Linked DNA regions of Homo sapiens: regions 1 and 3 are each linked to region 2. A link is a contact called in ENCODE Hi-C or POLR2A ChIA-PET data. All regions are on one chromosome and are shown on one strand. The core of a region is the stretch at or near the end of the contact, and the rest is flanking DNA. Distances in the headings are between cores, read along the strand shown.

Region 1 (3,430 bases), core at 552-3,051, 610 kb after region 2:
TACTTCGAACGAGGAAATCTTTCCAGTTACAGATATATTTAAAACTCACATATCCCATCTGTTGTTGTTAAAGAATATAAAAAGAATAAAATTTTAAAGGAAGCGCAGTGAGTACTGAAAAAGCTAAAGTATAAAAGTACAGAAAAAATGTAAATATAGAATCACACAATGAAATCACCAAGTTTGGCAGTATAGTAGAACAAGACAGTATATTATCTATTTTGTATCTAATATTTTGATATCTGGTCCTAGTTCCATAACTGGTATAAACTTTGTTTTATATTTTTATGATATTTATAATAAAAATATGGCATCCTACTTTTTCCACCAGTTCTCATATTTGCAATTTTTCCTCTTTGGACTGGCTGATCTCTGAGCACCCTTCTAACTCTAAAATTAAACTGGTAATTAGAACACTGCCTTCCACATAGCTGTTTCAACGACTAGATAAACAATCATTTTGAACTATTAAATAAAGAGATTTCAAAGAATACTGGGTATGATAGGCACAGATAACAAATACTAAACGATTTAAAATTTTGGTCACATAAAAATACATACATACCATTCGGAGATGTTTACTCGGCCAGTAAATGTATAATTAACTCCTACTAAAGGATGAGGCACCTGTGGCTATTCCATAAATACTGATGTGAAGATGATTAAAGTAATATCGTCTTACAGTACGTCGCCTGAGTCAGAACCAAATAAATCAATACATAAATACTTTTGGGAAAAATCAAAACCATGGAAAAATGTTACCTTCCCAACAATCTATTTTACAGAGACCCATAGTTTATAACAGCTTTTATGCTGTGTGCATCAAGATCATCTATTACACGAAAAATGATTCCACCCCCTCTACTGGCAACGCCCCAGCATCGCGGGTGAGCTGCCAGGATGGACTCCCCGCTTTCCCCTCTCCGTCTTCCTTAGAGCATCAGGTATCTGACCACTGACATCACCTGGGCACCTGACCAGCTGACGCGCGTTTCCAGGAGCCATATCTGTGCCGTGGGGTCGGGTTGCCGGCCTAAGGAGCAGGATCTGTGCGCGGAGCCCCTCGCGGGCCCGTGCATTCTGCAGTTCAGCTCAAACTGCACATTTACTATGTTTTGTTTTTATCCATCGGTTGCCAATTAGTTTCTAAGGAAGACATTCCCATTACAAAATAATAGCGAAATAAAAATAAGCACCACGTTAAAAAGAGGTCAGCAGGGAAGCACCTGAAGGCTGTTCGGGTGATCCGCCGCCGCCTCTATTAGGAGCGACCTCCACCGCCGAGGGAAATCACCCAAACGAGCCCCAGGCTGCCGCGCTCCTTCACTACAGCGAGCGTGGCCGGGAGGCGCCCTTCCGCCGCAGGGGACCCAGCCACGCCAGAAACCGCTCCTTGCGGGTTTTGCCTGGGGGGAGGCCGGAAGAACCCCGAGCAGGGCCTCGCCTGGAAGAAGGCCGCAGGCAGCGGCCGGGGTCCCCCAGAGAACCGAGGAGGCCAGCAAGGCCCCGAGAAGCCGCGCGCGCGCGCGTGTGGCCGGAGCCTCCCGCCGCGCCCCCGCCTCCCGGCGTCGCCATGGGAACCCGGGATTTGGTCTCCGGGCCTGACCGCCGCCTGAGGGGGAATAGGGGCGGACAGGAGGCAGCAGAAGCTTACCGGCGCCGCTCTTCCGCCTCCTCGGGTCGCGTTCGGCCGTACGGTGATCCGTCCCGGCACCCGTTCCGGCCACCGCCCGCGAGCCCCGCGCCGACTCCCGGCCCTCCGGCAGCCAGTGCCCCTCCGCACCAGTGCGTGGAGGTGTCAGGCTCCCGCTGCGGGAGGCGGGAGATTTAAACCGCGCGACCTGGCGTCCGCGTTCGCCCCCCTCGGGCGCCGGCCTGACCCCGCCACCGGCCCGACTCGGGATCGGAGCATCTCTCGGTCTGCTCTTGAATGAACTCGGGGACCCTCTCTATTCCTCCTTTCCCGATTTCCTCTTTACTTAATAAAGTGAAATGACAAACACCAAACCGGTCAGAACATTACGAGGAGCTGAGTGTGAGCTCTCTGAGGCGTGGGGAAGTGGAAGGCATTGGCCCGGGGCCCTCCCGGCTCCCTCCGAGCACCCCCACCCCCGGACCTGCCGGGCCTTCTGGGGCGGCCCCTTAGCACCAGTGCTCCTTAGGCGGAAAGCGTTCGCCCGCTGTATTTAACTCCCGTGTTAAAGGTTTAAAGAGGTCTAAGTTAACAACCGTTCATAACCAATCTCAAATGCACATATCCATATCCATAATGTTTATGATGAATCTTCAAGAGTAAAAGGTAAAACCGGATCCTGAAAGTCTCAGGAAAAAAACAAAAAGGAAGGCAAAACTATTTACTACTAGTAGGAGATAATTTAATAAATTCAAACTTCATTCTTTTTAAAGGTGACTCCAAAACTTAAAAGAACTTTCCTAAAACAGCAGAATACGAATTATTAATTACAACTGCGACACATAGGCTAGCAAAGAATTAAAAGGTTAACACTCGAGGTGATAATTAAAATCTGTATGATGACAAAGATGGGGTGAGTCTAGAATTTATTTTATTTTATTTTATTTGAGACGGAGTCTCGCTCTGTCGCCCAGGCCGGAGTACAGTGGCGCGATCTCGGCTCACTGCAAGCTCCGCCTCCCGGGTTCACGCCATTCTCCTGCCTCAGCCTCCCGAATAGCTGGGACTACAGGCGCCTGCCACCACGCCTGGCTAAGTTTTTTGTATTTTTAGTAGAGTCGGGGTTTCACCGTGTTAGCCAGGATGGTCTCGATCTCCTGACCTCGTGATCCGCCCGCCTCGGCCTCCCAAAGTGCTGAGATTACAGGCATGAGCCACCGCGCCCGGCCGAGGTTCTGGAATATTAACAGTACAAAATACTCACCTTAACCTGGAAATTATACTTTTAGAATAGGAAAAGTGGCAAGCTACAGAGGGTTAATTTGGACTGAAAACATTAAATGTCTTTAGACTTTTACCCTGAGATATTTGGATTTCAAGGAATAGGCAAATACCTGAGATTATGTGCAAAATTTTGTTTGTTTTTTTGAGGAGTCTACAGCTTTCCTCAGAAGGGTAAAAATTAGCGTTTGGCAAACATGAGTGATTGACCTATTTCCTTGGGATGGCTTTCCTGAATCTTACCAAATGAGGCATTTCTCCTAAGGGGCATACTGCTCTCTGGCTGTAACGATCTACCTGCCTGTCTTCCCCATTAGGTGCCGAGCTGCTTCAAAGCTGCTCCTCCCTTACGCATTTCTGCAGCCTTAGCACCTAGCACAGTGCCTAATACAAACTAGGTCCTGAATGAATGTTGAATCCATCAATGAACGAAATGAAACAAAGATAGCTAATTCACAACTGAAGGATACATTATAAAATATCTGAAAAGAACAGATTATCTTTCTCACCAAGGAA
Region 2 (3,490 bases), core at 442-2,941:
AGTTCGAGACAAGCCTGACCATCATGGAGGAACCCCATCTCTACTAAAAATACAAAATTAGCCAGGCGTGGTGGTACATGCCTGTAATCCCAGCTACTCGGGAGGCTGAGGCAGGAGAATTGCTTGAACCCGGGAGGCAGAGGTTGCAGTAAGCAGAGATCATACCACTGCACTCCAGCCTAGGCAACAAGAGTGAAACTCCGTCTCAAAAAAAACAAAGAAGAAAAAGAAAAAAAAAAAGACATTCTAAATTCATACCCTGGGGTCATTTTAACAAATGCAGCAAAAATAGGAGAGGCTTATTGAAAGAAAACTGTGCTAATAATTCATTTGGCCAGACAGAAGGGAACGGCCAGGAATGCTCACAAATATAGTGACAGTAATGGTGTCATTCTGAGGCCTTCGCCTCAAGGCAGGGCTTGAAAGGGGATAAAGTCTAATGGCACTAGCTGGCATTTCAAATTCTAGATGCCTGAGGCAGACTGGCACCGAAACAGCTCCTCGTTTCTCTCAAAGTGAACATATAATTCATAGAGGGTTAACAAAATAATATCGTGAAGTTTTTCCCCTTTAAATCTCTAGCGGTGGCGGGGCGCGGTGGCTCACGCCTGTAATCCCAGCACTTTGGGAGGCCGAGGTGGGAGGATCCCTTGAGGTCAAGAGTCCGAGACCAGCCTGGGCAACATCGTGAAACCCTGTCTCTACAAAAAATTAGCTGGGTGTGGTGGCACAGGCCTGTAGTCCCAGCTGCTCCGGAGGGTGAAGTGGGAGGATCGCTTGAGCCTGGGAGTTGGAGGTTGCAGTGAGCCGTGATAGTGCCACTGCACTCCAGCTTGGGCAACAGCCAGACTGTCTCAAAAAAAAAAAAAAAAAAAAAAAAAAAAAAAAAAAAGGCCGGGCCTAGTGGGTCACGCCTGTAATCCCAGCACTTTGGGAGGCCGAGGCGGGCGTATCACGAGGTCAAGAGATCGAGACTATCCTGGCCAACATGCTGAAACCCCATCTCTACTAAAAATACAAAAATTAGCTGGGCGTGGTGGTGTGTGCCTCTAGTCCCAGCTACTGGGGAGGCTGAGGCAGGAGAATTTCTTTTTTTTTTTTTTTTTTTGAGACGGAGTCTCGCTCTGTCGCCCAGGCTGGAGTGCAGTGGCAGGATCTTGGTTCACTGCAAGCTCCGCCCCCTGGGTTCAGGCCATTCTCCTGCCTCAGCCTCCCGAGTAGCTGGGACTACAGGCGCCTGCAACCACACCCGGCTAATTTTTTGTATTTTTAGTAGAGACGGAGTTTCACCGTGTTAGCCAGGATGGTCTCGATCGATCTCCTGACCTTGTGATCCGCCCGCCTCGGCCTCCCAAAGTGCTGGGATTACAGGCGTGAGCCACTGCGCCCGGCTAGGAGAATTTCTTGAACCCGGGAGGCGGAGGTTGCAGTAAGCCGAGATCACACCACTGCACTCCAGCCTGGGTTACAGAGCGAGACTCCGTCTCCAAAAAAGAAAAAAAGAAAAAAGAAAAAAAGGCGCAAAGGCTCCGTTCAGGCCCTAGATCCCGCGATACAAACTTTCTCGGCCCGCCCCAGCCCGCTGTGGCGGGAACATTCTGGAAGTGACGGCAATCTCTGCGGCAGTCTTCTGTCGGAAGTGACGTTGCTATCCCAGAATCCTCAGAGAAGGAGTAGCGCGTTCGTGCGTCCTAGTTCCAGTACAGCGTGGAGGGTTTAGGCAGCGTGTTCTGATTCTTTGCGGGACGGCGAGCGCATTTGTGCTTTGCCCGCCGCGGCCTAGGAGGCCTTTTGAGGCCGCGTAGTCGGTGTTTTTGAACTGACTCTACAGCTTCTGGCAGGCCGTGCGGCGCCCTGACCCGGCCTCACCATGTTGGTGCTGTTTGAAACGTCTGTGGGTTACGCCATCTTTAAGGTAGGTGGGAGAGCGAGCCGTTAAAGGGGGAAGGCGGATGCTGGACAGACGAGGAGAGGGAAAGACTTAAGCACGGAACTACTCAGAGTAGCGTGGGTGCCTGTTATAGCCCGGGCTCTGGGAGGAGGGAGAAGGCCTTTACACCTGAGAGCCATGTTACGTGTAACACGTGGCCCCGCCGTTTGGGGAGACCCGTTCTGCATTAGAGGATTTTATTTCCTCCCGTTGAAGGGGTGGGCAGGAGGCGTGTTAGAATTTAACAGATTATAGGGAATTCGGACTTTATTCTAGATGTTTTGAGGAATGATCGAAAGATTTTTTTTTTTTTTGAGATGGAGTTTCGCTCTTGTTGCCCATGCTGGAGTGCAGTGGCGCAATCTTGGCTCACTGCAACCTCCGTCTCCCGGGTTCAAGCGATTCTCCTGCCTTGGCCTCCCGAGTAGCTGGGATTACAGGCCTCCATCCACCACCACGCCTGGCTAGTTGTTTTTGTTTGTTTGTTTGCTTTTAGTAGAGACGGGGTTTCACCATGTTGGCCAGGCTGGTCTTGAACTCCTGACCTCAAGCGATCCACCTGCCTCGGCCTCCCAAAGTGCTGGGATTACAGGCGTGAGCCACCGTGCTCGGCCAATCGAAAGGATTTAAGCAGAGGAATGACCTGCTAATTTGTCTTAATACGGTTACTCTGCTGTGTGGAGATTAGACTCGAGGAGATAAGAACGGCAGCAAGAATACTTTTGCATTCATTTGGACAAGATGAAATTGCCTGGTATGGAGAGAAACAAATATCGATAGAAATTGTGAAGGTAGAACAGGAAGGACTGGCTAATAGATTGAATGTGGGGTTTTGGTTTAAATAAGATGTTAAGAAAGTTTCTTGGGGAAGGACTAAAGATTTCCGGTTTGGGCTGTGCGAAGCTTGCGTTGTCTATTAGACCTGATAATGCAGTTGTGTAGATCGGGCAGTTCAGTATTTCAGATTTGAAGCTTAGGGGAAAACATCTGGGCTGGTGATGTCAGTTTGAGGTTTGGTTGTTTTCGTGGGGAAAGTTTGACAAGTTCGTCAGCACTGAAATGGTTGAATGGTAAGACATTCGTATCGCAAGATGCTGTTGAGATGTTAGGAAGAATGAGTGAGATTGAGTGCCTTTTCTTGTGCGGTGCAACTCTTCTGAGGTCTGTGAATATAGCAATGAAAAATAAAGTTTTTATGTATATTCTACATATATATATGTTGGTAGAAAGCAAAAACGCTAGGTAAAAATAAATGTAATACAATTTTAGCTATGAACCAAAAAACCATTTGTGGTGTGGATGCAAGAAAGTCTGGATGGGTGCAGAGTTCTCCATGTTTCACTTCTGACATTTGAAAATACGCAGTTTGCATTTGATACGTCAAATGTTATTTTTAAGAAAACCAATAAAATCATTAAAACCGAAAAGGCAGTTTTGCTTGTTTTTACCTTAGTTGGAGTTATCTGCAATTGCCGTATTAGTGTTTTAAGGAACTTGTAAGTAAGCTCCTTAGTCCCCTTTAGAGCTACGAAACATGTCAATTTTACTTTTCTCCAGCTT
Region 3 (3,565 bases), core at 821-3,320, 830 kb before region 2:
GGGGGCTGCAGAACAGCAAATATTGCAGAACAGCCAATGTTGCTGCCTGATCCTTCCTCTGGAAGCTTTGTCTCAGAGGGGTACCCGGCTGTATGAGGTGTCAGTCAGCCCCTCCTGGGAGGTGTCTCCCAGTTAGGCTACTCGGGGGTCAGGGACCCGCTTGAGGAGGCAGTCTGTCTATTCTCAGATCTCAAACTCCGTGCTGGGAGAACCACTATTCTCTTCAAAGCTGTCAGACAGGGACGTTTAAGTCTGCAGAAGTTTCTGCTGCCTTTTGTTCAGCTATGCCCTGTCCCCAGAGGTGGAGTCTACAGAGGCAGGCAGGCCTGCTTGAGCTGTGGTGGGCTCCACTCAGTTTGAGCTTCCCGGCTTCTTTGTTTACCTACTCAAGCTTCAGCAATGGCGGACGCCCCTCCCCCAGGCTCGCTGCCACCTTACAGTTCGATCTTGGACTGCTGTGCTAGCCGTGACCAAGGCTCCGTGGGCATGGGACCCTCTGAGCCAGGCATGGGATATAATGTCCTGGTGTGCCCTTTGCTAAGACTGTTGGAAAAGCGCAGTACTAGGGTGGGAGTGTCCCGATTTTCCAGGTACCGTCTGTCATGGCTTCCCTTGGCTAGGAAAGGGAATTCTTTGACCCTTTGCACTTCCCAGGTGAGGCGATGCCCTGCCCTGCTTTGGCTCACCCTCCGCGGGCTGCACCCACTGTCCAACAAGCCCCAGTGAGATGAACCGGGTACTTCAGTTGGAAATGCAGAAATCACCTGTCTTCTGCGTCACTCACGCTGGAAGCTGTAGACTGGTGCTGTTCCTATTTGGCCATCTTGGAACCCCTCCCTGTCTAGTATTTCTTAAATTTCTGGCTCAACAGCCAACTGTGTACCCAGAATGACTACCACGTTTAAGTATGGAGTAGATGCGGTCTGAAGATACCTCTGAGTAATCTTCACATAGAAGGACATAAGGACTAAGAAACTGTGCTCCTGCTAATAAAGTTTCAAGTGCCATAGAGCTGGGATTATCAAGAGTGATGATTCCTAAAGCTCATTCCTTCATGGGTCTGAGGAAGGTTTGCTAATAACAAAAAAGTCTTAACTATACTTAGCATCTTTCTCCATAGCAGTGTGGCTATACATTTCCTATTGCTACTACAACAAATTACCACAAACTTAGTGGCTTAAAACAACACCAATTTATGATCTTACAGTTCTGGAGGTCAGAAAAATGAAAAGTGTCAATGGACCAAAAGCAAGGTGTTAGAAGAGTTATGCCCCCTCCCTCTGGAGGCTCCAGGGAAAAATCATTCCCTTGTCTTTCCTAGCTTTTAGAGTTGTATTACTTGGCTCAGGGTTTCTTCCACCATCTTCTATGCCAGCTGCGTAGCATCTTCAAGTTTCTCTCTGCTTCTACTGTTACACTGTCTTCTTCTGCTGTCAAGTCTCCTTTGCCTCACTCCTATAAGGACACCTGTGATTACATTTAAGGTAAAACTGGATAATCCAGCATAATCTTCCGTCTCAAGATCCTTAATGTAGCCATGTCTGCAAAGTCCTTTTGGCATATAAGGTAATATTCACAGGATCCAGGGATCAAGAACTGCATATCTTTGAGGGCCAGTATTCAGCCTACCTCAGTGGTTAAGAATGTGGATTCTGGAACTAGAGTGCCTAAATTTGAACTCCAGCCCCACCACTTACTGGTTGGGTGATCTTGGACAAATTACTTGACCTCATTTTTTCATCTGTTAAGTGGGCCTAATAACAGGATCTACTTTATGGGGACTAAGTGAATTATGACAGGATAATAGTAGCAGCTACCTCAGAGGGTTATTGGGAAATAACATGAGTTAATACATGTAAAGGTCTTAGAATAATGTCTTAGAATATAGTAAATGCTATGCAAGTACTGGTTATTATTAGTATTTCTATCACCAAAGTACTATTTTATAATTATTATTATTGTTATTGTACCTTACACAATGTTGGGCACAATCTACGGCCTACTCTCAATTGCTTGATAGCATCTTCTTTCAACCTAAGAAAGAATTTACTTCCTGCCTTCTGATGAGTGACGTTAGCTTAGTGTGATTAATCATTCTCTTCCTGTCTCTTGGATGCATGAATAAACCAAAAGCTTACACAGAGTCCTAAATGCAGTAGAAACTAAACTTTGGCAAACACAAATGACACATTTTCAGTGCCTTTCCTAGTCTGTGCACACGTATTCTGTGCACTTTTTTCAGGGCCATCTACTTTCTTTGCCGGATCTTTATTCAACCTTTTTAGGAACAACTTCACTGCTTTTCTTTATAAAACAACCAATCAGGCATGTATCATTTAACAAGAAGCCAGCCTTTGTAATCCATGCACATTAAGAAGAAGAAAATAAAGCAAAATAATCAAGTAACTTATTTTAAGAAGGATGAGACTTAAAAAGAACAACCAAAACATGTCATTGACATAAATATTGCTGGCAGGACACAACATGGCTAATGACTTAGATAGTTTAGCCCAGCCACAGAACTAATTGGTCAACAGTGAATGCCTAAATATAGGCCCTGTGCCTAAAAAATATCTTGCTACTTCCTTAAAACAGGATACTCTGGCCAAAACAGCCTTATTGAGAAGGCTAAAACAACTCTGGGAAAGTTCACCTCTGCTGGGCGTAGAGCCTGGGATTGCAAAAAATGTAATTATTTAGTGAAACATTTACACTGGAAATATATTCAAAATTTTTATTTTATAAGCAATACTTTGGGGATTAATTTGAAACACATGTGGGCTGCTGAAATGCATGCAGGAACAGTGCCAATCACCAATTCAGCAATAGCTCTCTTAGGCAGTGGCAACCTAATCCAGACAAAAGATAAGCTAATTTAAAAAATGATAATTTACCTTGTCCTCATAAAATAATATATTTTTGACAAAGACAGAGACTCACTAATTTTAATGTATCTGGCTACACTACAGATAAAGTTTACCAAAAAACCACAGTAATTTACAAACCAGATATTAAACCACTTAAAGACTCTATCATGGCTTCAGTGCTAAGAGCTGAAAAAAAGGCGGGAGGAGCATCACCAGCAAAACCCAGCCTGGACAGTAAGCAGCAGACCTCAGGAAGGCAGAGGCCACATATCACTATCCAGCTGCACCGATGCCGCGGGAAAGCTACACTGGCTACATTCAGCACAGCTGTTCTATTAGCATTTATAAAGTTGACCCTGAGGAAATAGGATTTGTGACCAGCAAATATTTTGTCCCTCTTTTTAACTGCCATTTGACTTAAAGATAAGTAGGGTGTCAGAATATGAAATACATGGAGGTCGCTCTACTTACAAACAGGCTGAATTCCAAAAGGCTGTTAAATCCATTCGTTTAAACGTCCAAAACCGTGTGTGAGATTTAGGTTTATGGGGTCAGTATTTCCTCCTAGTTGAATATTTTGGGCATTTTAAAAACTGCCCTGTTTGTTTATAATGAATATCTGCCGAGGCAGGCAACCCCTCCCTGACACAATCTTCACTAACAGGAAAAGGGCGGTAACCTCTGGCAGCTAAGGAATC

The links. A loop is a pair of places that touch in the nucleus more often than their neighbours do. ChIA-PET counts read pairs that join two places held with the same protein, here RNA polymerase II (POLR2A). Pooled maps may share reads with other maps.
Region 1: a pooled map shows a loop between it and region 2 (4-fold over the local background). The contact joins the promoter of ICA1L here to the promoter of NOP58 in region 2. A Hi-C loop is called at or near these places in 2 of 168 maps with a recorded cell type or tissue (chondrocyte and mammary epithelial cell) and 8 of 50 pooled maps. POLR2A ChIA-PET finds 5 or more read pairs at or near these places in 2 of 52 experiments (Panc1 and activated CD4-positive, alpha-beta T cell).
Region 3: a loop to region 2 is called in a pooled map, with 7 times the contacts of the local background. The contact joins the enhancer-like site here to the promoter of NOP58 in region 2. A Hi-C loop is called at or near these places in 4 of 50 pooled maps. POLR2A ChIA-PET finds 5 or more read pairs at or near these places in 2 of 52 experiments (activated T-cell and naive thymus-derived CD4-positive, alpha-beta T cell).

The regions. Positions count from the first base shown.
Region 1 is chr2:202,869,965-202,873,394 of GRCh38, forward strand. It overlaps ICA1L (islet cell autoantigen 1 like), which reads right to left and starts at 1,802. Exons shown (of 13, transcript NM_001288622.3): 1 at 1,655-1,802. RefSeq lists silencers at 1,345-1,834, 1,875-1,924, 1,985-2,114.
Region 2 is chr2:202,264,072-202,267,561 of GRCh38, forward strand. It overlaps NOP58 (NOP58 ribonucleoprotein), which reads left to right and starts at 1,692. Exons shown (of 15, transcript NM_015934.5): 1 at 1,692-1,915. The coding sequence starts at 1,871.
Region 3 is chr2:201,430,126-201,433,690 of GRCh38, forward strand. The region is part of intron 1 of TRAK2 (trafficking kinesin protein 2); the gene reads right to left. Among named protein-coding and RNA genes, the nearest start is that of TRAK2, 20 kb to the right of the region's middle. Within about 2 kb of position 2,071, at least 15 of the 41 ENCODE cell types and tissues checked have a DNase peak (open chromatin) inside an H3K27ac peak, as active enhancers do.